Linked DNA regions of Homo sapiens: region 1 is linked to region 2. Evidence: chromatin loops called from intact Hi-C (ENCODE). Cell type or tissue: CD14-positive monocyte. All regions are shown on one strand. Links, peaks and the distances in the headings refer to the core of each region. The heading gives the core; the rest is flanking DNA.

What was found. Hi-C counts contacts between places; a loop is a spot of excess contacts. Peaks named below come from ENCODE experiments on the same cell type or tissue, not always from the same donor. Only the 100,000 strongest peaks of a DNase experiment are listed, where the experiment ranks them.
Region 1: it touches region 2 in a loop (2.4-fold over the local background); 1 of 110 quality-filtered maps calls a loop at or near these places.

Annotation. Positions count from the first base shown.
Region 1 is chr17:10,169,203-10,177,430 of GRCh38, forward strand. All of the region lies in intron 1 of GAS7 (growth arrest specific 7), which reads right to left. Among named protein-coding and RNA genes, the nearest start is that of GAS7, 25 kb to the right of the region's middle. RefSeq lists enhancers at 1,621-2,447, 2,448-3,273, 4,101-4,926. In CD14-positive monocyte, for the core only: no CTCF peak of the experiment used is centred there; DNase peaks (open chromatin) are centred at 2,209, 2,669, 3,459 and 4,909; H3K4me3 peaks cover 2,250 bases; H3K27ac peaks cover 3,409 bases.
Region 2 is chr17:10,223,303-10,231,530 of GRCh38, forward strand. No RefSeq gene overlaps it. Among named protein-coding and RNA genes, the nearest start is that of GAS7, 29 kb to the left of the region's middle. In CD14-positive monocyte, for the core only: CTCF peaks have their summits at 3,735 (motif pointing left) and 3,934; a DNase peak (open chromatin) is centred at 3,739.

The sequences.
Region 1 (8,228 bases), core at 1,760-5,759, 54 kb before region 2:
TTGCAGTGAGCCAAGATCATGTCATTGCACTCCAGCCTGGGCAACAAGAGCAAGACTTCGACTCAAAAAAAAAAATTAATTAATAATTTTAAAAGTTCACATTTACACTCAGCACAATGTAAAACCTTGTAGACAGTACCTCCTTCCCTAAAACTTCTTGTGGGTTAAGCCTGCCAGTGAAGTCTGGGTGGGGTTACGGACAGGCAAACACAGCCATGCTACAGTTTATGCTGTTTGTAATGAAACAGATGCTAACAACACCAGGAAGGGTGCGTCATCCCTGAGGCTTTGACCATATCTCAGATGGTCCCTGATGGTTTTCCATTCCTTGAGAGCTGCAGATAAGGTCAATGTCCCGATGACTCCATGGCTGCCTTCACTGAACCCAGGGAGAACTGTCTGGTTTCCTGGTTTTCCGCCCACTCTTTGGTTGCTCCTTCTCCTTTACAGTTGGCTTGCTCTGCCCAGTCCTCTTAATTTGGGGTGCCTCCAGGCCCCATCCCCAGACCTCTTCTCCATCCACCCCACTCCTTAGGTGATCTCATCCAGTACAGCGGCTTGAAGACTATCTACGCCATAACGACTTCAAATTTATACCTACCTTGAATTAAGAGTCCTCTTTCCAAATGCCTACTCACTATCATTACTTGAACATATATAGGAATCTCAAACTTAACTCTTGATTTCCTCCCCAAACCTGCTGCTTCCGTTCCTCACCTTCTCATTTCAAACCAGCTCCTTCCTCCCATTTGCTTATGCCAAAAACCTTGAAACTCGCTTTGAGTTCTCTCTCAAACCTTATACGTGCAACCCATTACCAAATCCCATTGGTCTCGCTCTCAAAATACATCCAAAATCCAGTGGTGACAGCCATGTCACAGCCAGCATCAGCTCTTGCTTATATTACTGCAATAACCACCTTACTTGTCTCCCTCCTTCTACCCTCTGCTCCCCCCTCCATCCCCCCATCATTCATTCCCAAGAGAGCAGCAGAGTGATCCTTGTAAACATCCAGCTGGCTCAAGTCACTCCTCTGCTCAATGGCTCCCCTGACACTCAGGGTAAATGTCAGATCCTTGTGAGGGTCTCAAAAGCCCTCGTGCTTTGGCCCCACCCACCCCTCAGTCTGGTCACCTCTCTGTCCCCATCTCCAACACTCCCCACACCACACACACTCACTCTGCCCCAGCCACACTGACCTCCTTGCTGTTCCCTGACCACTCCAGGAATGCTCTGGCCTCAGGGCCTTTGCACATGCTGTTCTGTTTTCTGGCTGGAATGCTCTTCTCTCAGCAATCCACGTGCTTACTCCATCGTATCTTCCAGGGCTTTGCACAGATGCCCTCTCCTAATGAGACCTTCTCTGCCCATCCCATTTAAAATGACACATTTTCTAGATCACCATGCAGTTTGCTTAGTTTTCCTTGCTATCTGTCACCCCTAACTAAAATGTAAACTCTATAAAGTCAGGATGTCTGTGGTTTTACTACTACTACATCTCCTACTTTCCAGGTTGTGCCCTGCACACGGCTGGCACTGAACGAGCGTTTGTTCAGTGAATGAGCCCCGTATCTTGTTAATCTGCTGAAAGGTTCCAATGAGAAAGAAAGTGGCCTTTTAAACTTACATCTTCTGCCCAGCAGCTCTGTCACCTCGGAGGTGGTCTCTGAGCTTAGAAGTATCCCTCTGCCACACATAAATACCATCACAGATCCCTGAACAACTCAAAGGCCAGCTGGCACTTTCTGTGGCTGAGCCAGCGAACCACTGGGATCAATTGTCTTCTAAGCTCAGCAATTTGCCTAAGTCCCAGCCAAGGGCAAAAGTCCTCCTAACTCCCAGGCACCATTTCTCTCTCTGTAGCTTCACTTGAGCCGCAAAGAATCCAGGATCCCTCAAGCTCTGAGTTCCATTCATGGAAAATCCTAAAACTTCCTTCATCCCTTCAGTCAGAATCTTTTCCTCTTTTGGTTTGGAAGAAACCCAGAGGTGTTAAAACTGAACATCTTGACCGAATTTCCTCCGGGCAAGCTTTCCCCAAGCTCGCTTACTCCAACACACCAGCCCCTCCTGCCAGACCCAGTCAGAGCCAGACTTTTGAGTAACTTGGTCCAAGCAGGGCTCTGACAGCGAACCCAGAACCCCATTCACAGCTGGCTCCCTGCCTGTCACCAAGAATAGCTCCTTAAATCAGGTCTTCGGGTAACAAATGAGGAACACATCAATTTAGCAGGAAATCGGCTTCCCTTGAAGCGTCTCTGAAGTTTGTTGAGACAAAAGGAATCTACAGTGCTTGAGTAATAGGAAAGACCACCTGCAACTTTTACAGAACTTCTTTTGGACTTGAAAATTCTAAGACGCTAGGGGGAAGAAATCTCGAAAATGAACAAGATCCAAATGCATAAGGATTCATTTCCCATCTCCCTAAATAATCACAGCCACATGCTTCTTATCTGCCATAAAAACCAGGCAGTCCGTGTAAGGGACGGGTGAAGCAGTGAAGAACGCTGGTCCTAAGCAGTGTTGAAACCTCTGATTGGTTGTGTGTCCTGAGCAAATTCTTTGACCTCTCTGAGCCTTTATCTGAGAAATGGAATCCACCTCGCCAGGCTGTTGATAAGATTACATGAGAAATCCTGCATGAAAGCCCTCTGTAACCGCTATAGGACTAAACAAGTGACGTTTCAACACACACAGGAAATGCCACTTAAGTTCAGAACTCTCTGAGGGGCACCAGGAGCAAGCACAAAAATAAAAGACTGTCATCACTTTTGTCTTCAAGAAGCTTCAAGTTCAGCTGGGAAAACAGCACACACAGGACAGCGGATGATCTAGCATTCGCAAAAGCAACATACTAAGAAAAGCATACACCTCCATCTGCTGCTTTCCCCTAAGTGTCCCTCGGGTCTGCTTGTTTGGATTCTAATATCTGCCTAACTACCCATCAATCTGGCTACTTCCTGGACTGCAAAAGACCTCAAAGCTATGTGTAAAAGAAGTCTCTAAATCTAAGCCAGATAGGATGGCCTGCCATGGCAGCCCTCATTCCACTCCTCAGGTCCAGTCCTGGTTGACTTCACCTCATCACCCACCAGCCAGTGCAGCTAACCTCCTTCCTCTGCCGCATGTCCGGCCCTGCCCAAGGATTCCCCAGGGGGCAGCCAATCATCTTGTTCACCTCCAGCACAGCACTGTGCATAACACTCTGTATTGCTCTCAACTTTGCCCCCAGGCCAGCTGAAAGCAGAGGAAAGAAGAAAGGAAAACAGAATTCAAATGGAGCAATTAGCAAAAGGAGAAATGAGGAAGCAGATTAAAAAAAAAGAAGAAGAAAAAAAAAGAAACAGAAAGGGAGACAATCAAAGAAAAAATGAGGAACATACAGAACTATCACTTGACATCTGACTTTATAGCTTAGGAAGGGCTTAACCTCACATTCTGTGGCTTGCGCCTCTTACAACATTCTGCAGGGCTGAGTAAGCAAGGCAGGGAATTTTACACCCATTTAGGAAATGAGCAAACTAAGGCTTGACAGACTTTAATGAAGCGCTTTGTAGCCAGAGCCCCTCACTGCCTACCTTCTTATTTCTCAAGTGCCTTTTCCATTGCCAGTAACCCATGCAGTCTCAACAAAAGACTAAAGATTCAGCATCTGGAGGCAGAACTGAAGACCAGAAAAAGAAGTGGATGGTGTTATTCACAACAGCCAAAACATGGGAACTAGCCAAGTGTCCATCAACTGATGGATGGATAAACAAATGTGGTATATCCATGCAATGGAGTATTATTCAGTCATGAAAAGCAATGAAGTACTGATACACGTCACTACGCAAATGAACCCTGAAGACATCATGTCAACGGAAATAAACCAAATACGAAGTCCACCCATTCTGATTCCATTTCTGTGAAACACCTAGAATAGGCAGATGCATAGAACCAGAAAACAGATGAGTGGTCGCCTGATGCTGGGGGCGGGCGAAGGGAGGAGAATGGGGAGTGGCTGCTTAATGAGTATGGGTTACTTTCGGGATGATGAAACTTCTGGAACTGGATAATGGTGGTGGCTGTATAACACTGTGAATGTACCAAATGCCACTGAACATTAAAATGGTGAATTTCATGTTATGTGAATTTTAACACAACTTTTTTTAAAAGTAGAAGGGGAGGCGGGGAAGAGGGAGAGAAAAAAAATGAAGAGAAGGAGGAATGATTCCTAGGTAAGTAATGAGTTTCCCGAAATCAGGGACCCGAGGAGCTCTGAGGTATAAAAAGAGACCCTCTCTCGGCCAGGCGCGGTGGCTCACGCCTATAATTCCAGCACTTTGGTAGGCAGAGATGGGCGGATCACAAGGTCAGGAGATCAAGACCATCCTGGCTAACACGGTGAAACCCCGTCTCTACTAAAAATACAAAAAATTAGCCGGGTGTGGCAGCGGGTGCCAGTAGTCCCAGCTACTGGGGAGGCTGAGGCAAGAGAATGGCGTGAATGCGGGAGGGGGAGCTTGTAGTGAGCCGAGATCGTGCCACTGCACTGCAGCCTGGGGGACAGAGCTAGACTCCGTCTCAAAAAAAAAAGAAAAAAAAAGAGACCCTCTCTCCTTTTATACTGAGGAGGTAACATAATGCTGGGTTTGCCCTTCATGGGGGTGGGAGGTGGCTGCAGACCCAAAGAACCAGCAGCAGCAGCCTGGAAAGGGAACAGAGCCATGAGCACAGGGAGACGGTGGAGGGATGAAGCTGACATCTTCACAGGAAAACCAGCTGATCTCTCCCTGAAGATCTCCTTGGTGTGTACTCACCTGTCCTTTATACTGGCTGAACTGTTCATTCCCACATATGAATAAGTGAATAACATGAGTAAGTGCCCAACCCTGGGCCAGGCACTGTCATAGGCGTTTCAGGACACTAATGATGGAATCCCTGGCCTCATTAAGCAAACCCTCTGGAGGGTGACAACGTTCAAACTCATAGGCTGCTAGGACTTAGTGTAATATAGTCTGTGGCTCAATTCACCCAGTGTAAACAAAAGCTAATAAAGGAATCTTTCTTCTCTGATTTTTAACACATGTTAATCACATTTGGGGACTGAGTAGAGATTAGAGGGATATAGGGGATGCAGTCTGTAGAACAAACAGCAACTCACCTTGCAGGGTGAGCACTAAACAGAGACCTGGATGCAGAAAACCAGCTATTTTAATTAAAAATTCTGGCCAGGCGCGGTGGCTCACATCTATAATCCCAGCACTCTGGGAGGCCGAGACGGGCGGATCACGAGGTCAGGAGATGGAGACCATCCTGGCTAACATGGTGAAACCCCGTCTCTACTAAAAATACAAAAAATTAGCCGGGCGCAGTGGCGGGCGCCTGTAGTCCCAGCTACTCGGGAGGCCGAGGCAGGAGAATGGCGTGAACCCAGGAGGCGGAGCTTGCAGTGAGCTGAGATCGCACCACTGCACTCCAGCCTGGGCGGCAGAGCGAGACTCCGTATCAAAAAAAATAATTAAAAAAAATAAAAAACAATTCTGGATTGAAGCCCAGAGTGAGGAATTTGACTTCAGGCCCCAGGTTCAGACAGAATTCTTCCAAAAGACACGTGCCAGTGCCTTCACGGGCTTTGACCTGATGCAGCTCTGCCCTCATGCAGCTCACATTCCTTTCTCTGAGACAGGGTCTCACTCTGTCACCCAGGCTGGAGTGCAGTGGCACAATCACAGCTCACTGCAGCCTCGGCCTCCTGGACTCAAGCGATACTCCCACATTAGACTTCCGAGTAGCTGGGACCACACGTGCATGCCACCACGCCTGGCTAATTTTTTATTTTCTATAGAGATGGGGGTCTCACTATGTTGCCCAGGCTGGTCTCGAAATCCTGGGCTCAAGTGATGCTCCTGCCTCGGCCTCCCAAAGTGTTGGGATTATGGGCACGAGCCACCACGCGCGGCCTGGAGTTCACATTCTAATGATAATAAGGTAAAGAAGTGAACTATATAACCCTTCAGCTAGGAATACATGTTAGTAAGAAAAATGGGACAAGCAAACTGTCCCTAGGTCCCTATGTTTTTTCAAGGTTTTGATCCCATGTGGAACTATGTAAATAAGTTGCCTACCCAAGCCCAGGGTAAGGGGCTTGTGTGAGTTTGCTGGGGCTGCCACAAAAAAGAATCATAGACTGGGTGGCTTAAACCACTGAAATTTATTTCCTCACAGTTCTAGAAGCTGGGAATCCAAGCTCAAGGTTGCTTGTAAGGCTTCTCCCCACTGGCTTACAAACAGCCGTCTTCTCCCTATGTCTTCACACGGTTTTCCCTCTGTGTGTATCTGTGTCCTCATTTCCCTTTCTTAAAAGGACACCAGTCATACAGGATGAGGGCCCACCCTAATGACCGCATTTTATTTAGTTAGTTAGTTAGTTAGTTAGTTATTTTCCTTGACCTACAACAGTGTGGTCAAAAATTCTTTTTCTTTTTATTTGTACTTTGTAGAGCCAAGGTCTCACCATGTTGCCCAGGCTTGTCTTCAACTCCTGGCCTTAAGTGATCCTCCTGTCTTGGCCTCCCAAAGGGTTAGGATTACAGGCATGAGCTACTACAGCTGGCCATGCATTTTAACTTACCTCTTTAAAGACTCTTTCTCCACATGCAGTCACATTCTGAGGTACTAGGGGTTGGGACTTCAAATACGAGTGGGGAGTGGGTCCAAACTCAGCCCATGGTATTCTTGAGCACTCCCACAGCCCTGACTGTCCCCTGGGGCCCCTCACTGTGCTGGGCACATCCCCGTTATCACTCGGTCTGGTTCCCCACGGACAATGAACCCTCTGATCCTAGGGACCCCTGAGTCCTGTCCACTCCATCTCATTCTCGGCTATATCCCAGGGTTGAGAACACACCTCGAGCCTTAGAGGGGCTTAACTGAAGGCAGGGAAGGATGAAGGAGGCAACAGAGCTCTTACTGCAAATGATTAAAGCTTGTCTGGGCCAAGAATTCCAACAGCTTTCCTAATCGGATAGCAGGGACAGGGAGGAGGTCTTAGGAGGAGGCCTCAGAAGCAACTTCAAAGAGGCCAGAGGAGAAAGGATGACCACAGCAGAGAGGTGAGGGGTTAGACCAAGCCACCTGGTTGAGTCGGGACAGCTGGGTGCAAGAGCTGGGGAGAGACTCCCCCACTCTCCTCCCTGCACAGCGTCTCTTAGCACCGCTTGCATTCATCACCCGTAAACTTCAAATCCCGTACACAGCCACCATCACCTTCAAAATCCTTCCAGTCATCCTCAAAATCCTTCTAGTCACCCTGAATGGGCAGCAGAATGGGTGTCACCACCCTTTTGACAGCTGAAAAAACTGAAGGTCAGAGATCTTACATGAACATTGCAAGGCCAAAGAGCCAATAACTCTGTGGAAGGGGTGTTGGAAGGTACCGTAGTTAAAACCCAGGGCCCTCAGCTACACCCAGCTGTCCCTGCAGCAGCCCTACTGAGAAGGAGATGAGGAGAGAGGACCACTCCAAGCATCCAGCTGCCTTTCACTTGCCAATCCTGGGAGTCCTGGCCTGGGGCTCAATGGCCTTGTTCTCCAGGAGCCAGTGGCCTTCCCTTAATAGTCAGCACTCCAAGATGACCTGGCTATACTCCTTCTAACCTTGGCCGTCCGTGACCCCAAGCTGGTTAAGCCGTGAGCCAAAATCAGACAAGATGTCCCCAGTTCTTAAGGCAAGCTCTCCCTTTATCCTCTTTGATTCACCCATCCAGTCATCAAATACTTACTGAGCCAGACTTCAGAGACACCAAGCACCATGCCAGACCAGAGTAGTTACAAAAGTTTAGGAAGTGGCGTTCCTGGCCCTGCAGAGCTCAGAGTGTAATGGAGGAAACAGTCAAATAAATAAGGCATCGCAGTCCCATGTGGTTGGTGCCATCCCAGCAGGAGATCCCCATGCAAGCCAGCAGAAGAAAGGACTCTGCCTGGGGGAGAGCAAAGGCCACACAGAGGAAGGGGTCCATGGGCTGGATCTTGATAAAAGATCATCATTCCCTCGACAGGGATGAGAAGGGCCTCTAGACAGAAGCTGCAGCCGAGCAAAGGCACAGAGGTGTCAGGTTGCTTCCCGCTCCCCAGGAGAGGGAAAGTAAGGAGGCTGGAGAAGGAGTGAGGCCAGGTGCAGTTTGTACAGGGTCCATATTTGTGCAAGGTCCAGATGAGGAGTGTCTTGACACTTCAAGCAATGGGGA
Region 2 (8,228 bases), core at 2,024-6,023:
TCACCCAGGCTGGAGTGCAGTGGCACAATCTTGGCTCACTGCAGCCTTCCCCTCCTGGCTTCAAGCAATTCTTGTGCCTCAGCCACCTGACTAGCTGAGATTACTACATGTATTTTTAGTAGAGACGGGGTTTCGCCATGTTGGCTAGGCTGGTCTCAAACTCTTGACCTCAAGTGATCTGCCTGCCTCGGCCTCCCAAAGTGCTGGGATTACAGGTGTGAGCTACCAAAACCAGCCTGCTTCCCTTTTATAAGGATACCTGTGATGGCACTTAGGACCACCTGAATAATCCGGGATAATCCCCCATCTCAAGATCCTTAATGCAATCACATCTCCGAAGTCTTTTTTTTTTTTTCTTGTTTATTCTTTTGCCAAACAAGGTAACACATTCTCAGGCTCCAGGGATTGGGACATGGGCAGCTTTTAGGAGGGCACTATTCAGCCTACCACAGTGGCAGAGGAAGTTTGGAAAGCACAGAGCAGGTGAAGAAATAAGACTTGTGTTGCCAGAATCCATATCCCAAAGGTCTCCAGCGATCATCAAAGAAAAGAGTCTGCTCTCTGCTTCTGCCTCCAGCTCACTGAAGATGTGGGAGGAGTGGGGTGTGCAGAGAAAAGGACCATGCAGTCCGGGTGCAGTGGCTCACGCCTGTAATCCCAGCACTTTGGGAGGCTGAGGCAGGCAGATCACGAGGTCAAGAGATCGAGACCATCCTGACCAACATGGTGAAACCCCGTCTCTATTAAAAATACAAAAATTAGCTGGGCGTGGTGGCACGCGTCTGTAGTCCCAGCTACTTGGGAGGCTGAGGCAAGAGGAATGGCTTGAACCCTGGAGGTGGAGGTTGCAGTGAGCCGTGATCGCACCACTGCACTGCAGCCTGGGTGACAAAGCAAGAGTCCATCTCAAAAAAAAAAAAAGAAAGAAAGAAAAAGAAAAAGAAAAAAAAGGACCATGCACTCCAGGCAGGTTCCTGTTGTCCTTGAAGAGTAAACACAAAAACACTTGTCCTTGAAGAGTAAACACAAAAAAAATGGATGCATTCACCATAACCTTGGATTCTTGGACATAATTTGAATCACTGGTGCATACATTGGTGATACACACACCTTAGAAAACACGAATTTTAAATTGCCCCGGGTTCAAAGGAACATTGTTTTACTCCATGCGGATCACTAGCTTAAGGCCCCATTTCAGATTCACACTGTATTTATTGAAATTGCTTTTGAAATGTGAATCACCAAATGTTAATAAACAAAGTAATTATTCTTGATTTTCTTTAAGCATTCCATTTATTAAAGGGAACTGATGCTATTCATGATTTCATGAAGAAACATGAGATCTGTAAGTAGGTTAATGTGCTTTTCTCATGAAATTAACGAAGGCATTTTCTTATTGCATAATAAGTAAATTAGAAACGGGATTATCGCATTTCAGGGAAAGGTGCTGTAATAACTTCTTGCTGGATCTGATTAGTGCATTCACAGTGAGTAGCTTTCTCTTGGAAGACTTTCTGGAGGGAGGGCTTATCAACTGAACTCATGTAATTCAGCAAGTTGCGTTAAAGTGTGCAAATGAAGTGAGTGGGAGAGAGGAACTAAATCTCATATCAGCATCAGCTTTGATGACACCCAGGCTTGCTCCCCACCCCCACGTGCACCGCCCACCCTCTGCACATCTGCACAGGCCTGTTGTTGCTCTGACTTCATGGCACCAGTGAGTGATGTCTCTTTTGGCCAAGCAGACAAGAGGAGACCAAAGGAACCAGAGAGCTCCGGGAGACAGGGATGCCAGTCTGCAGCTGGTGAGGAGAGGAAGCTGGGGGGCAGCTCACTCTTTCTCAGAACAATGTCCGGAGAACCTTTGCAGGGAAGCTGGTTCAAGGTGCCCCAAAGTTGTGGCCTGACAACCTTTCTTTAACATGCTCCTCCTGGGCCTGGCTCTGATCGACAACAAAGGAGCGCATCATTTTTGCTCCCGGCTTCTGCTTCTCCTGATCTTTGATTCAAATCCCAGCATAGGGTCTTTTTGCTAAATGGGGTCTTTTTAAATAAAAGATGCATTGTTAGAGAAGCTAGGAGGGTTTCATTTCTGTAATGGGGTCTTTAGTCAAACACAGAGCAGACCTTCTCAAGGAGAGGGGACAAAGCTATCAGTGGTCAGGCCCCACAGGCTGGGGAGAGACAGAGAGAGACAAAAATTCTAATCCAAGTGGGTGACAGCCAGGAGGGGAGGGAAACCTTGCTGGTTTTATTCATGAGAGTTTTCACTAGTGACCAATAGTTAGAAGCAATAAAGAAGGGTGTCAGGTCTGAAGGGACATCAAATTCAGTGACTTTAAAGTTCCCTTCTAGTACCACGGGTGTGACCCTGTGCTTTTATGGTTCACTTAGGCATTCTTTCCTGGGCTGAGCTGTGGAGTAGACAGAACGCAGTTTCCTGCATAACACAGCCCTGGGTTCCAACGAAATCCCACCACTCACAGCTATGTGGCCTTGGGTTTGTCATTTCTCCAAGTCTGTTGTCCTTGTCTACAAAAACAGAGATACCACCTCCCTCCTGAGAGCATTAGTAACTATGAGACAGAGGATACTGGGCCATGTCTTAGCCTGTTCAAGTCTCTGTCACAAAATGCCACAGACTGAGTAATTTATAAACAAAAGATGTTTCTGTCTCACATTTTGGAGGCTGGAAGCCCAGGATCAAGGTGCCAGTAGACTCAGTGTCTGGTGAGGGCCCATCCCTCATAGAAGGCACCTTCTGTGTTTCCTCATATGGTGAGGAAGGCGAACAAGCTCCTTCAAGTCTCTTTTATAAAGGCACCAACCTCATTCACCTCCTAATCACCTAATCACCTCCTAAAGGCCCCACCTCTTAATACCAACACATTGAGGGTTAGGTTTCAACACATGAATTTTGGAGAGGCACAAACATTCAGATCATAGTAGTCCCGGTCGCCAAGTCCCACTATTCTTTTTTTGGTGTTGTTTTTGTTTTTGGGAAGGAGTCTTGCTCTGTTGCCTGGGAAGGAGTCTTGCTCTGTTGCCTAGGCTGGAGTGCAGTGGCATGATCTCAGCCCATTGCAACCTCTGCCTCCTAGATTCCAGCAATTCTCCTGCCTCAGCCTCTCGAGTAGCTGGGACTACAGGCATGCACCACCACGCCTGGCTAATTTTTATATTTGCAGTAAAGATGGAGTTTCGACATGTTGGCCAGGCTGGTCTTGAACTCCTGACCCCAGATGATCTGCCCACTTCTGCCTCCCAAAGTGGTAGGATTACTGGTGTGAGCCAGTGCGCCCACCTCCAAGTCCCCCTATTCTTGATAAGCTGCCTGTCCTCCAATGTTGGTTAAGGAAACAGATATTCAGTCCTCCCCAGTGTGTGTGCTGAAGCTTCTGGTCATAACCCCAGCTTGGGCCTTCCTGCTCCCTTCCTCTCCTCCTGGCCTGTTCCTGCTTGGCTATTGCAGGTGGACGCTGCTCAAGTGCATCTGGATACCAAGGGTCTGAGAGGCAGGAATACAACTAGAGGAGCCAGAACAATTCCAACACAGGGAGCTCCCAAGAGAAATCCCAAGGGAAGTCCAAAGAGAAGTTGCCATGTGGGCCTGAGAGTCTTGGGCCACTTTGCTTGTGCACCTCCCCTCGCCCTGCAGAGCGACTGAGTTCCTGGCTGTTGGCTCCTAGGGGATGCAGAGTTGCCCAGGTGTGATCAGAGGGGAGGAAGCCTTGAGCTCCCCCTAGTGGCCGTGGCCGGGCATGTAAACCAGAGGCCCAGGTTGGGGGCTGCGGGCCCCACCTCCCACCCCCACTCCACGCAAGACTCTTAGGGCCTCATCATCAGACTTTGGAGTCCACTTTCCAAATGTGGCACCACTCCTTTCCACAAAACCAGGGGCCACAAATGAGAGATTTGGTGCCTCTAATTTATTTGGCCAGCTCCATGTTAAAGAAAAACTTTACTTGCCAATACATAAGCGTTGGATTTGACATAAAAATCCAGACATGTGATTTCTCTTGCAAAATCAGAAGCCCTGGCAGATGAAGCCTCGCTGGCTTGCTCACTGCTCACCTCCTGTTGCGTGGCCAGCCCAGTTCCTAACAAGCCATGGACTGGTACTGGTCCGGGGCCGAGGGTTGGGGACCCCTGCAGTAGAGGGCAGGGGCAGAGGTGGGGAGGCCATTAAGAGGCTGTTGTTCTGATGCAAGTGAGAGATTAGGGTGCGCTGGACCAGGGTGGTGTTTAGTAATCATGATTAGAAATGGTTGGTACCGGCCGGGCACAGTGTCTCACGCCTGTAATCCCAGTACTTTGGGAGGCCAAGGTGGGCTGATCACCTGAGGTCAGGAGTTTGAGACCAGCCTGACCAACATGGAGAAACCCCCATCTCTACTAAAAACACAAAATTAGCCGGGCGTGGTGGCGCATGCCTATAATCCCAGCTACTCAGGAGGCTGAGGCAGGAGAATCGCTTGAACCCGGGAGGCGGAGGTTGTGGTGAGCCGAGATCACGCCATCACACTCCAGCCTAGGCCATAAGAGCGAAACTGTCTGGAAAAAAAAAAGAAAGAAAGAAAAAACAAAGAAAGAAAGAAAAAAAAAAGAAGTGGTTGGTACCACAGAATTGAACCCCCTCTCGTATATAAAAAGCATCTTCTGTCTCCCATTTTTCCTCATTTCTGCTCTAACTGAGGCTGAGAGTCCCTGGTTGTAGCCTTGTAGCCCCGTCAGGCTGTAGCCTGAGCCATTTTTTCTGGAACTGATGGGTCTCCTTCAACTTTACCTTGCTCCACCCAATTCTTCATGGTTAGCGTGTGGTTCTGCAATCCCACGGTGTCACTCACCAGGACCCAGAAGAATACCAGTCTGTACCCAAAACATTTAGAAGACACAAGCAAATGCTAGAAGAACTCATCATCTTGTTACAATGACTTCTGTCATTCAATCCTGCTACTGAGCCAGGCGCTTGAAGGTCTCTAGGATTTTCTTTTCTTTCTTTTTTTTTTTTTTTTTTTTTTGAGATGGAGTCTTACTCTGTCACCCAGGCTGGAGTGCAGTGGCACAATCTCGGCTCATTGCCACCTCCGCCTCCCAGGCTCAAGCAGTTCTCCTGCCTCAGCCTCCCAAGTAGCTGGGGCTACAGGCGCCCGCCGCCACGCCCGGCTAATTTTTTTGTATTTTAGTAGAGACGCGGTTTCACCCTGTGGCGCAGGCTGGTCGCAAACTCCTGAGCTCAAGCAATCCGCCTGCCTCAGCCTCCCAAAGTGCTGGGATTACAGGTGTGAGCCACCGTGCCCGGCCGAAGGTCTCTAGGATTTTCTACATGCTATTATCTTTTCTTGGAATACATCTTCCCTCCACCCAGGTAACTCTAGTCTTAGCTTAGACATGGCTCTCTCCATAGATCCTTTCTTGACCCAGAAGTTTTTGCTGAGGGTTGCCACCACCAGTCAGAATGCAGTTCCAAATTCATCTTATACAGGTCTGGGACTAGGGTGCAAGCTTTCAGGAGCCAGTTACTCTCAGGGTCATGCAAGTGTAGGGGCCACTTGAGAGTGTCTCCTTACATTCTACACCCTAGGAGCCTCCTGCACTCCACCCTAGTCCTGGCCCTGGCTATGATCCAAGACATGCAGGAACATCAAGCTCAGGGGCTTTGTGCCCCCAGATGCTTTGCCAGTATGGCGCTGAGTTAGATTGTACCTTGCGAGGCACTGGCATGGCATTTGGAAGAGAGAAGAGCAGAAGAAGCCATCATTATCCAGCAGCACTGAATTCGCTTGGCAGCAACATTCATCATTCCCGAGTCACCTTCCTGAGCTCACCCATTTCACTGGTGCCACTAGCTGCTGAGAATGTCATGAGACCCTTCCTCGGGATGCCCATGCTCTGTCATTTCTTGAAGCAGCCCTCCTGACTGCCACTTTCCAAGCCTCTATTTCCCTCTAATAAACGTTTTGGTCTCCTAAATACCTGGAGTGGCATTTACTTTCCAGGCTGAGCCTTGACAGACACACTTCCCCAGTCCCCCATGAGAAAGAGTAGGCTTCCCATGAGTCACGATTTCAGCATCTTCACCAGCACAGGACATCTGCCTGTCAGCCAGCCCTGTGCACTCTGGCTGCTGATGCCCAGGCCTTCCTGGCCTTCCTTCAGTGCCCCTGCCTGGCACATAACTCATAACTCTTAATCTCCATCCTTAAGTGGGTTCCTCAGGAAAGCTGTCTCTGGCTCTGCCCAGCCCTCTCTGTGACCAGCTCCATGCCCTCCTAAGCACTTAACTTAGAGCTTCATTATTATTATTATTACTTTTTGAGATGGAGTCTCCATCTCTTTTGAGATGAAGTCTCGCTCTGTCACCAGGCTGGAGTGCAGTGGCATGATCTCGGCTCACTGCAACCTCCACCTCCCAGGTTCAAGTGATTCTCCTGCCTCAGCCGCCCGAGTAGCTGGGGGATTACAGGCGCCTGCCACCACACCCGGCTAATTTTTGTACTTTTAGTAGAGATGGGGTTTTGCCATGTTGGCCAGGCTGGTCTTGAACTACTGACCTCAGTTGATCCTCTTGCCTTGGCCTCCCAAAGTGCTGGTATTACAGGTGTGAGCCACTGTGCCCGGCCAGAACCCCATGGTTTTCTTCCTTCCTATAGTTTATTCCTGATATGGTTTGGTTGTGTCTCCACCCAAATGTCACCTTGAATTGGAGTAATCCCCACGTGTCAAGGTGGGGCCAGGTGGAGATAGCTGAATCATGGGGCCAGTTTCCCCCACACTGTTCTTGTGTAGTGGATAAGTCTCATGAGACCTGATGGTTGTTTTTTTTTTTTTTTTTTTTTTTTTTTTGAGATGGAGTCTTGCTCTGTTGCCCAGGCTGGAGTGCAGTGGCGCGATCTTGGCTCACCGCAAGCTCCTCCTCCTGGGTTCAAGCGATTCTCCCGCCTCAGCCTCCCAAGTAGCTGGGACTGCAGGCGCCCACCACCATGCCTGGCTGATTTTTCGTATTTTTAGTAGAGATGGGGTTTCACTGTGTTAGCCAGGATGGTCTCGATCTCCTGACCTCATGATCCGCCCGCTTCGGCCTCCCAAGATCTGATGGTTTTATACATGGGAGTTCCCCTGCACTTGCTCTCTCTTGCCGGCTGCCTTGTAAGACCTGCCTTTGCTTCTCCTTTGCTCTCTGCCATGATTGTGAGGCCTCCTCAGCCATGTGGAACTGTGAGTCCATTAAACCTCTTTCTTTTATAAAGTACCCAGTCTTGGGTATGTCTTTATTAGCAGCATAAGAACAGATTAATACAGTCCTAACATATAATATTTCTTTGATTATTCAATAATCAGTGGCACATCTCTTTCAGTAGGTGATAGGATCCATGAGGACAGGCAGAATTGCCCACTATGGTATCCCCTGTGCCTGATTCAGTACCTGGCACTAGTATGTGCTCAATGAGCAATTTGTAAAATGAATCAATAAATAATTTGTTGCATTGAATTGCATTAGGTTGTCAGCACCCATAGAGCACTTCTGGTAATGGTAGCTCAATGATAGGAACTATGGGAGAGGTAAAAAAAATGAATAATCAATAAACAGATAGGAAAGGTTAAGTCTTGTGAAGGCATGTATTCCAATATGGCCACCAAGGGCTCTCCCATCCTAGGAGCACTTGTTACAACGTAACCTTTACATTCCTTCCATCAAGAGGTGCCGTCTATGTCCCTTTCCTTTGAAATTAAGTGAGCTTTTGCACCTGTTTTGACCAATAAAATATAGCAGAAAGGTCATAGCAAACAATGCCACTGTCCCCTTACTTTGGAATACTCCCTTCTGAAGTTTGCGGCCATGGAGGCAGTCTGGCTGCCCACAAGTCCGCCATGCTGTGAGGAAGCTCAAACTCCCCTAGATAGAGAAGCCCTGAACCTACTTGAAGAAAGATGTCCTGCCAGTCTTCAGCTGCTTCAACCACTGTCTGGTTGCAATTAAATGAGACCACTGGCCAGAACTGTCCAGATGAGACTGTCCCAAATTCCTGACCCACAGAAACAATGACAGATAGTGAAATGACTTTTGTTGCATTAAGCCACTGAATTTGGGGGTGATTTGTTACACAGCAAGAAATAACTAGAATAGATTTGAATTCAAAGAATGTATGATCTAGTTAGAGGCCGGGCATGATGGCTCATGCTTGTAATCCCAGTGCTTTGAGAGGCCAAGGTGGGAGGATCACTTA